3 separate regions of the Homo sapiens genome follow, and all the other regions are linked to region 3. The links are chromatin contacts, found by Hi-C or POLR2A ChIA-PET in ENCODE. All regions are on one chromosome and are shown on one strand. The core of a region is the stretch at or near the end of the contact, and the rest is flanking DNA. Distances in the headings are between cores, read along the strand shown.

Region 1 (2,700 bases), core at 60-2,559, 420 kb before region 3:
CTCCCACCCCTAAGAACTGCCCAGGCCCACTACTTACAGCCAAAGACATAAGCACCGGGTGCCAGGAGAACAGGCCTGGAATGAGAAGAGGAGGCCTCATGGGGCTGAGGCAAGAAGAAACCAGCCATACCAATCCTTAAGGGTTGAGGAATACCAGCAGCCCATCACCCAAGGAGGTGCTGCCAAACTGTGAGCCCCTTCTTGCTCTGCAACAAGCTGACCCCACACCTATCCTCTCTTCCTGGCCTCTTCCTGGATCAGAGGCCATGCTTTGCCACTCCTCTGGCAGTCCTCCCTCCTTCCCTTACACCTCCTGAGAGGCAGCCAAATGGAGCACCCAGAGAAGGAAAGACAAACCAGGAATTCTGTGTGCCCTGGCCATACCTACCTGCTCCACCTCACTCATCGCTCCAGCACAGAATTCCCTCAACCAGCCAGGCCTGTTCCCGGAAGTCCCACTGCCCTTCCTCCCCAGGAACAGTGGCCCTTCCCTTCCCAGAAGTCAGCTATGAATTCTACTTACTGGAGCCAGGCCTGGCAAGCACAGCCACAAAGATGGTAAAGCCCAGGGCCACAAGGTGGGCGGCAGCGCCAGAAGCAGTACGCAGAGCTCGGTAGATGTGTGACTCGGTCTCCGCAGAAAGGGCCATCGTCAGCCGTGCTAGTGGTTGTAGCCTGAAAGCATAGTAGCGTGGGCCAGGATCTCAGGTGCCCACTGTTCACTCCTCACTGGAGAAAAGGCTGCAAGGCAGGAATGCCACCCTCTTCCAATAAGTTATGGTAGGAAAGAACAGTACCAAGACCAGCACCAGGAATGGTCACAACATGCCAGTCGACGGCCGGCGGCCTGTCAACGTGTACCCATGTCTGAACTGGTACCAATCGCTGGCCCGCCTTCCAGGTAGGAGGCGCAAAGCCATGTAAGACTACAAATCCCAGCGTGTACCACGCCGTCGCCGGCAGTAGAGCCAGCTGGGAGGGCGCGGAGCACTATGGAAATTGTAGTTCCCTGCTGCGGTCCCAGTTACAGCGTGAATCCCTTAGCGCACCGCCTCCCCAAGTGCTGCCAGCATGCTGCCCCTCCACGCTAGGGACTTGCCTGCCTCTGCCGCAGCGCAGATCTGATGCGGTGGTTTCCTCCAAAGAAAGCGGGATACTCCGGGCCCTGCCGCGCGCACCGCCGCTCCGTCACGGAGCCGCTTTACTTCCGGGTGCGACGTCTACCCACCCAGGACTTCCTGGGACGAGCCGTCCCCCGCCCCAGCCACGCCTCTGAGTCGCGCTGCGCAGGCGCCATTGGGCAGAGGGATTGGCAAGCTTGCGTGCCCCAGCGACACAGGCCTCGAGGCTGTCTCTGACAAGTGTTCACAGGAGGTGGGGACGCCTCTGCGCGAGGAACGAGGAGCTACGGGCCTGGGCCCGGTTATTGCCATGGGCAGCGGCTGCCGCATCGAATGCATATTCTTCAGCGAGTTCCACCCCACGCTGGGACCCAAGATCACCTATCAGGTGCCACCCGGGCTCGCGGGACTGGGCGGGAAGAGGGACGTTCTCGAGAGCTCAACTGGCTGCCTGAAGGCAGTAGTTTCCCGTGCTGCACGCAGGCATGCTGCTTCATTCGCAGACAACTGTGAGGCTAGAGGATAGTCAGACCCAGGCCCCCGGCTCCCAATGTGGCAGGGAAGACATACGTCACATTGGCAGTGTTTGTAGGATATCGGGCTGTAGGGATCCGGTTGGGGGGTTCCAGGTCCCACAGAAGGTGAGTTGGGTGACCCATGAGTATCCCTGAACTGAGTGAAGAGTAAATGATGCATAGGAAGTTTAGGTAAGGCAGGAGAAAGTGTTCCAGGTAGAGGGAACAGCATATGCAGAAGCCAGGAAGGAGGTGAGATCATAGCGTATGTTTGGAAACAGAAAGAAGTAATAGGCCTGAGTGGATGGGAGAGAGGGGAACGCTGGAGAAGAGGACTTGGGCTTGGGGGGCATGAGGAGGTCACCATTTGTACTACACCCAGTACAGATGTCCACTGAGGGGCCCATTGCCACTCCCCTCCCCAGGTCCCTGAAGACTTCATCTCCCGAGAGCTGTTTGACACAGTCCAAGTGTACATCATCACCAAGCCAGAGCTGCAGAACAAGCTTATCACTGTGTGAGACCCTAGCTCGGGGTGAGCGGTGGGTGGCAGGGGTTGTCCCAGGAGGAGGAAGGGACAGGCTTGGGGGCCTGACTGTGTTCCAATTATCCAGCACAGCTATGGAAAAGAAGCTGATCGGCTGTCCTGTGTGCATCGAACACAAGAAGTACAGCCGCAATGCTCTCCTCTTCAACCTGGGCTTCGTGTGTGATGCCCAGGCCAAGACCTGCGCCCTCGAGCCCATTGTTAAAAAGCTGGCTGGCTATCTGACCACACTAGAGGTCTGCAATGAGATGGGCTTGGGTTTACCGACAGGCAGAGTTGGGGAAGGTGTTCCCATGTCTCCAAAGTCCCCCAAACCTGGGACCCTGCAAACCAGCTCAGGACTCAGGGCAGCCAACCAGCCAGGGGTCCTGGGATGTGCCCACCATGCTTTCCATGCTCTGTCTAGCTAGAGAGCAGCTTCGTGTCCATGGAGGAGAGCAAGCAGAAGTTGGTGCCCATCATGACCATCTTGCTGGAGGAGCTAAATGCCTCAGGCCGGTGCACTCTGCCCATTGGT
Region 2 (2,700 bases), core at 136-2,635, 360 kb before region 3:
TGACAGTGAACCAGAAGAGTTTCTTGAATGTGGATGTGTGCCCACATGGATCTGGCCAGCCCAGCACTGGCTTAGCAGCTCTCTGCCTCCAGGATGACCTTGTGCAGTCCATTGGTGTGAGTGCAGCACTAGGGGCAGCCGGCGTGGTGCTCTGGGGGGACCTGAGCCTCTCCAGCTCTGAGGTGATCATTGCCCCTTTGAGCCTGCCATGTAGCACATGCTGGGGTCCCAGGGTGGGGGACGGCCATGTCAAGATTATAGAGCAGGCATATTGACACATATCTTCCCTTCTCCTCAGGAGGAGTGCTGGCATCTCCATGACTACCTGGTGGACACCTTGGGCCCCTATGTGATCAATGTGACCAGGGCAGCGATGGCCTGCAGTCACCAGCGGTGCCATGGCCACGGGCGCTGTGCCCGGCGAGATCCAGGACAGATGGAAGCCTTTCTACACCTGTGGCCAGACGGCAGCCTTGGAGATTGGAAGTCCTTCAGCTGCCACTGTTACTGGGGCTGGGCTGGCCCCACCTGCCAGGAGCCCAGGCCTGGGCCTAAAGAAGCAGTATAAAGCCAGGGCCCCTGCCACTGCCTCTTCTTTTCCCTGCTGCCACTTTTCCAGTCCTGGAACTACTCTGTCCCACTCTTGCTCTATTCAGTTTACAGTCAACCCTCCCAAGCACACACCCCGCTTCCCTTGGAATCCCTGAGGGGTAGAAGGGGCCAGAAAAAACGCTTATAAAACCAGAGGCCCTCTGAGATCATGTGAGTCCTCCATGGCAAGGAAGCAGTTCCAGGGAGAGTCAGGTTCCAGCTAGTTAGGGCTGCCAGCCTAGGGCTTTGTGCCTACACCTCACTAAGCCCATGGAGAGGTCACAGATGGGCCGTGCACGGGCAGATGGGCCCCAAAAAATCTTGGCGAAGGTCGGTAAAGTGCTAAGCTGTTGTCTGCACTCTTTCATCATAAAGTCACTTTTTTCCACTGCCTGAGGTTTGGCTGTTGCTCCTGTTATCCCAAGCTCTAAGCCCTTCCCATGGTCCCCAGACCCAGGCAGGGGTAGGTCTCGTCTGGAGTGTCCCGCTGCCAAGTGCCCTGAGAAGCCAGTCCTGCCTTGGTGCTCCACTGAGGGACGCTTCGGAGTTAACCACCGTGCACTTGTTCCCGACGCGGGGCTGGGGCGCGCGCAGGGCATTGTGGGTGCATAGTTCAGCCAGCGCGTCGTCGGCTGGTGGGCCCCAGGCGTGGACTACCATTCCCATGGTGCTCTACGCGCAGCTAGCCGCCGTCGCCTGCGCGCTCAGGCCTCTGGGATTAGTAGTTTTAGCCTCGTGGATGTGGGCCTGAATCGGATGGCCTGGAACTCGCCTTCCCGGCGACCTGTTTGGCAGGGCGGGGCGCCTCGCGAAGATGGTGGCGCGCGTGGCGTGTGGCTCCCGTCGTCTGGCCAAGTCTCAGCGCAGCGCACCGGCCGGCGTCTCGTTGGCCTGGAGCCCACACCCACCGGGTCCCTGACCCCGCGCCCCCCGCGCCCGGTTCCCGGCATGCCTCGCGCCCGTAAGGGCAACACGCTCCGGAAGGGTGGTCAGCGCCGTGGAGGAGGTGAGTGGGGTGGGGGGCGCGGGACAGCTGTATGAGCGGCGGGCGGGGGTCCTGCTGGATCCCCTTGGTTGTTCTCGAGGGCCCTGGGTGGGGAACCCCCTCGGCCAGCCCCACGCAGCTTCCCATAACTCTACCGAGGCTGGCACGTGCCCCAGCAGTCATTGGCCACGTGCGTGCCCAACTTGAGCTCGCTGCCCACTGCCTGTTGGGAGTCCGCGCTCCCAGCGGTGACCCGGCCAGCCCCTCCGGGCCTCAGTTGCCTGCTGGGTGGACAAACTCACCGGACAGGGCAGGAAGCCAGTCCTCTTGCCAAACCCTGATCCTTTCCTGGACTGGTCAAGGAAGTTGGCGGGAGTCCTGGCCTGCTCCGGTGAAGAGAGGGAGGGGGCTCTGTTGGGAAGCTACCTGGTTAGGGCCTTGGCAGCTTGGCAGGCCTGACTCCACAAGGTAGCTGAGTATCCTGGAGCCTGAGGCAGTCTTGGGACTCGCTTATCAGCTTAGACCAGGAGCCTATCTTAATGCGTTAAACACATATGTTTACTCTGCTGGGATGGGGTGCCTACCACGCACAAATTTATTTATTTTTATTCTTGAGGGGGAAGGGAGGAGGGCCGGGCACAGGAAGGAGGAAAATACCTAGGCACAACTTTAAACTGGTCACCACCATGGTGGGTTTTGGGTGGGGGACATCTAATAGGGTGTGGAACATGTTCACTGAGTGGTGTCAGCCCCAGACTTAGGACTCAGGGAGGCCTGGGGGGAAGTGCTTCTGGGTGAGTCCTGAGAGGATGGAGAAGAGAGCAAGTTGTACAAAGACCTGGCAGCTGGAGGGACCCCAGCGCAGTGGAGTGAATGAGGGAAGGCTGGGCTGCTCCGGCAGGTAGAATAGTAAGATAAAATGGGAGCAGGCTGGGCGTGGTGGCTCACACCTGTAATCCCAGCACTTTGGGAGGCCAAGGCAGGCAGATCACCTGAGGCCAGGAGTTCGAGACCAGCCTGACCAACATGGAGAAACCCTATCTACTAAAAATACAAAATTAGCTGGGTGTGGTGTCGTATGCCTGTAATCCCAGCTACTCGGGAGGCTGAGGCAGGAGAATCAC
Region 3 (2,700 bases), core at 135-2,634:
GCCACAGCTTTGTCACCATGTCAGTCACAGGCCAGTGTTGTGGAAGCAGGCTACAAGTGGCAGCCATCTGAGACTGGAAGAAAAGCCCAGGGGCGGAGCTCTACCCTAACTCCAGTGTAGGGCTTAGAGAGGAAAAGGACACTGCCCCCAGGTGCTTGTGGAGCAGCAGGGAAAGTCAGAGGAGTGATCTGACTTTTTTTTTCATCCTATTAACTTTTGGGAGAATTAACCATAAGGCTGTAAAGTGAATTAATTGCTTCAGAAAAGAACATGAGCAGTGGTGCCAAACACTAATTTTACTTTTTAAAACCATCTCTAAAAATAAGGGTCTTTTGGGAGAGCCTGTTGTTGACTGTTTTCCTGTTGTTTTTATTGCTTTGCGTCTAGGAAATTACAAACAATGATTCTTTGCAATGGTAAATCACCTGGGGAGCTTTTAAAACAATAGTGATGCCTGGCTCCCCAACACTCCACCCTACTCTAAATTCAATTAAATCAAAATCTCTAGGGCTGGTGTCCAGGCATTAGTTTTTTTGTTGTTGTTTTTGAGACAGGGTCTCGCTCTGGTGCTCAGGCTGGAGTGCAGGGCATGATCATGGCTCACAGCAACCTCGACCTCCTGGAATCCCACTTCAGCCTCCCGAGTATCTGGGACTACAGGCACACGCCATCAAGCCTGGCTAGTTTTTGTATTTTTAGTAGAGATGGGGTTTCACCATGTTGGCCAGGCTGGTCTGGAACTCCTGACCTCAAGTGATCCGCCCACCTCGGTCTCCCAAGTGTTGGGATTACAGGCGTGAGCCGCCTCGCCCGTCCTAGTTCTTTTTTTTTTTTTTTAAAGCTTCCCGGCTTATTCTATGTGCCGTCAGAGTTGAGAACTACCGTTCTAGAGCATTATACTGATACATTAAAACGTGGCTACAAATATGTTTTTAGAAACAATTAGTGCGACTTTTGCGCATGCCCACATCCTTTACAGCCTGTGTGGCTGGGCCCACTAATGACATTTATCCAGTCCCCCAAACTTGCACTGTCCTTCCACAATCAGTGGGAGAAACAATCCTAACGTCCCTTTCTCTCACTTGAAATGAACTGCTAGCTGGCTCGGACGGAGAGGCCCAGAGTCCAGGGCTGTTCTGTGTGGGACTCTAGACTCGGAGGAGGCGCCCAGGCCCCTAGAAGGCGGCGCCGGATGAGGCAATCGCGGACCCGGGTCAGGACCTGCCCACGGCTCTGCTGGGACTAGGAGCCCAGAACCAGTCCCTCGGCGCCGCAGGCGGCCAAACGCTAAGGACTACATTTCCCACAATGCACCCCGGGGGCGGGCCGAGTCGGGCTGAGCGGCTGGAGCTGGGCCTTGGCCGCGAGAGGCCGGCGAAAGCTATCTTCCTGCACCGGCGGCCGGGTGAGGGCGGTGGGAGGGAGCGGTGCCTGCGCTGTGGCCATGTCTGTGTACGCAGGGGGCCGGGGCCCCGCGAAGCTGTGCCCTCAGGCCGGCCCCGGCCGGACACCCTTACCCCTCCATGGGTCCGGCAGAGGGCAGTGACCGGCACCTTCTGTGCGTCCTGGACTCCTCTGAGAAACAGGTGAGTTGACTGCCAGCCCACGTGGCCTGGAGGCACCTAGAGACTGGAGAGCTGTCATCTTTGGAGGGAGGGGCTTGAAGACGGGGGCCTCCAGCCATCAACGCTATCGTTTGCAATGGGAAGACTGTGTCTCCCTGCGGTCCCTCAGCCGGCTAGTCCCCAGCTGGGGAATACAAAAGGCGAGATCTGGAACCCATCCTTTGGCTGGGAGGGCGAGATCCGGTAGGGGGCAGTGGCCAGGTAGGACTCTCCCCACTCCCCCACCCCCGCCCCGCCAACAAACGTACACATATTCGGCCGGTAGAGTCTTCTCAAAAAGCAACAGAGGTAACTGGGATGAGCGGGGCAGCACCTGGAAGGGGCTTGGGTCTTTGCTTTGTTGTTTTTAGACGGAGTTTCACTCTTGTTGCCCAGTCTGGAGTGCAGTGGTGTGATCTCAGCTCTCTGCAACCTCCGCCTCCCAGGTTCAAGCGATTCTCCTGCCTCAGCCTCCCGAGTAGCTGGGATTACAGGCATGCGCCACCACGCCCAGCTAATTTTTTGTATTTTTGTATTTTTTTAGTAGAGACGGGGTTTCACCATGTTGGCCAGGCTCGTCTTGAACTCCTGACCTCAGGTGATCTGCCTGCCTCAGCTTCCCAAAGTGCTGGGATTACAGGCATGAGCCACTGCGCCTGGCCGGACTTTGCACCAGTTTGCCTGGTGCAACTGGGTTGTCCCTTGTACTGGGTGAGCCACCCTTTCTGGGCACAAGTTTGCAGAGGGAGAGTGAGCACCCTTTGTCAGGGAGGGAAGTAACCGCCAGAAGTGACAAGGACCAGACTGTGATCTCAGCATGGAGTAGGCATCCTGCTGAAGCAGCCATAGCACAGCCTCACCTGGGCCTTGTCTGCCACACATCCTGTATCCTGGCACCTCCTTTCCAGACAGGCCGCTCCAAAGGGTTAAGGTGAAATGAAGTGCTATCCAAGCAAGAAGAGGGAGCAGGAGTGGTAGGGAGTCAGTAGGGAGGGGCTTCTGAAGGCCTTCTCTGCTCCAAGGCTGCCTGAGTGAGAGAGGCACACTACAAGGGCTGATTGAGCCAACTTGTTTGGTGACATTGCTCACAGGCATA

The links. A loop is a pair of places that touch in the nucleus more often than their neighbours do. ChIA-PET counts read pairs that join two places held with the same protein, here RNA polymerase II (POLR2A). Pooled maps may share reads with other maps.
Region 1: a loop to region 3 is called in a map of CD14-positive monocyte, with 4 times the contacts of the local background. The contact joins the promoter of NPRL2 here to the promoter of MON1A in region 3. A Hi-C loop is called at or near these places in 2 of 168 maps with a recorded cell type or tissue (CD14-positive monocyte and naive thymus-derived CD4-positive, alpha-beta T cell), 1 of 37 single-sample maps with no recorded cell type and 8 of 50 pooled maps. POLR2A ChIA-PET finds 5 or more read pairs at or near these places in 1 of 52 experiments (SK-N-SH).
Region 2: a map of heart left ventricle shows a loop between it and region 3 (4-fold over the local background). The contact joins the promoter of IFRD2 here to the promoter of MON1A in region 3. A Hi-C loop is called at or near these places in 4 of 168 maps with a recorded cell type or tissue (CD4-positive, alpha-beta memory T cell, CD8-positive, alpha-beta T cell, heart left ventricle and 1 more), 1 of 37 single-sample maps with no recorded cell type and 10 of 50 pooled maps. POLR2A ChIA-PET finds 5 or more read pairs at or near these places in 3 of 52 experiments (PC-9, Panc1 and naive thymus-derived CD4-positive, alpha-beta T cell).

Annotation. Positions count from the first base shown.
Region 1 is chr3:50,349,384-50,352,083 of GRCh38, reverse strand. It overlaps NPRL2 (NPR2 like, GATOR1 complex subunit), which reads left to right and starts at 1,309. Exons shown (of 11, transcript NM_006545.5): 1 at 1,309-1,509; 2 at 2,062-2,153; 3 at 2,251-2,419; 4 at 2,590-2,698. The coding sequence starts at 1,432. It overlaps CYB561D2 (cytochrome b561 family member D2), which reads right to left and starts at 1,222. Exons shown (of 4, transcript NM_001291284.2): 1 at 1,100-1,222; 2 at 524-675; 3 at 38-75. The coding sequence starts at 650. It overlaps LOC127898564 (CYB561D2-LOC101928965), which reads right to left and starts at 1,222. Exons shown (of 5, transcript NR_183066.1): 1 at 1,100-1,222; 2 at 524-675. RefSeq lists an enhancer at 1,048-1,267.
Region 2 is chr3:50,291,114-50,293,813 of GRCh38, reverse strand. IFRD2 (interferon related developmental regulator 2) reads left to right here and starts at 1,385. Exons shown (of 12, transcript NM_006764.5): 1 at 1,385-1,597. The coding sequence starts at 1,540. It overlaps HYAL3 (hyaluronidase 3), which reads left to right. Exons shown (of 4, transcript NM_003549.4): 3 at 93-182; 4 at 299-982. The coding sequence ends at 568. RefSeq lists enhancers at 1-506, 897-1,086 and a silencer at 1,467-1,676.
Region 3 is chr3:49,928,495-49,931,194 of GRCh38, reverse strand. MON1A (MON1 vesicular trafficking associated A) reads left to right here and starts at 1,384. Exons shown (of 6, transcript NM_032355.4): 1 at 1,384-1,586. RefSeq lists a silencer at 1,328-1,677.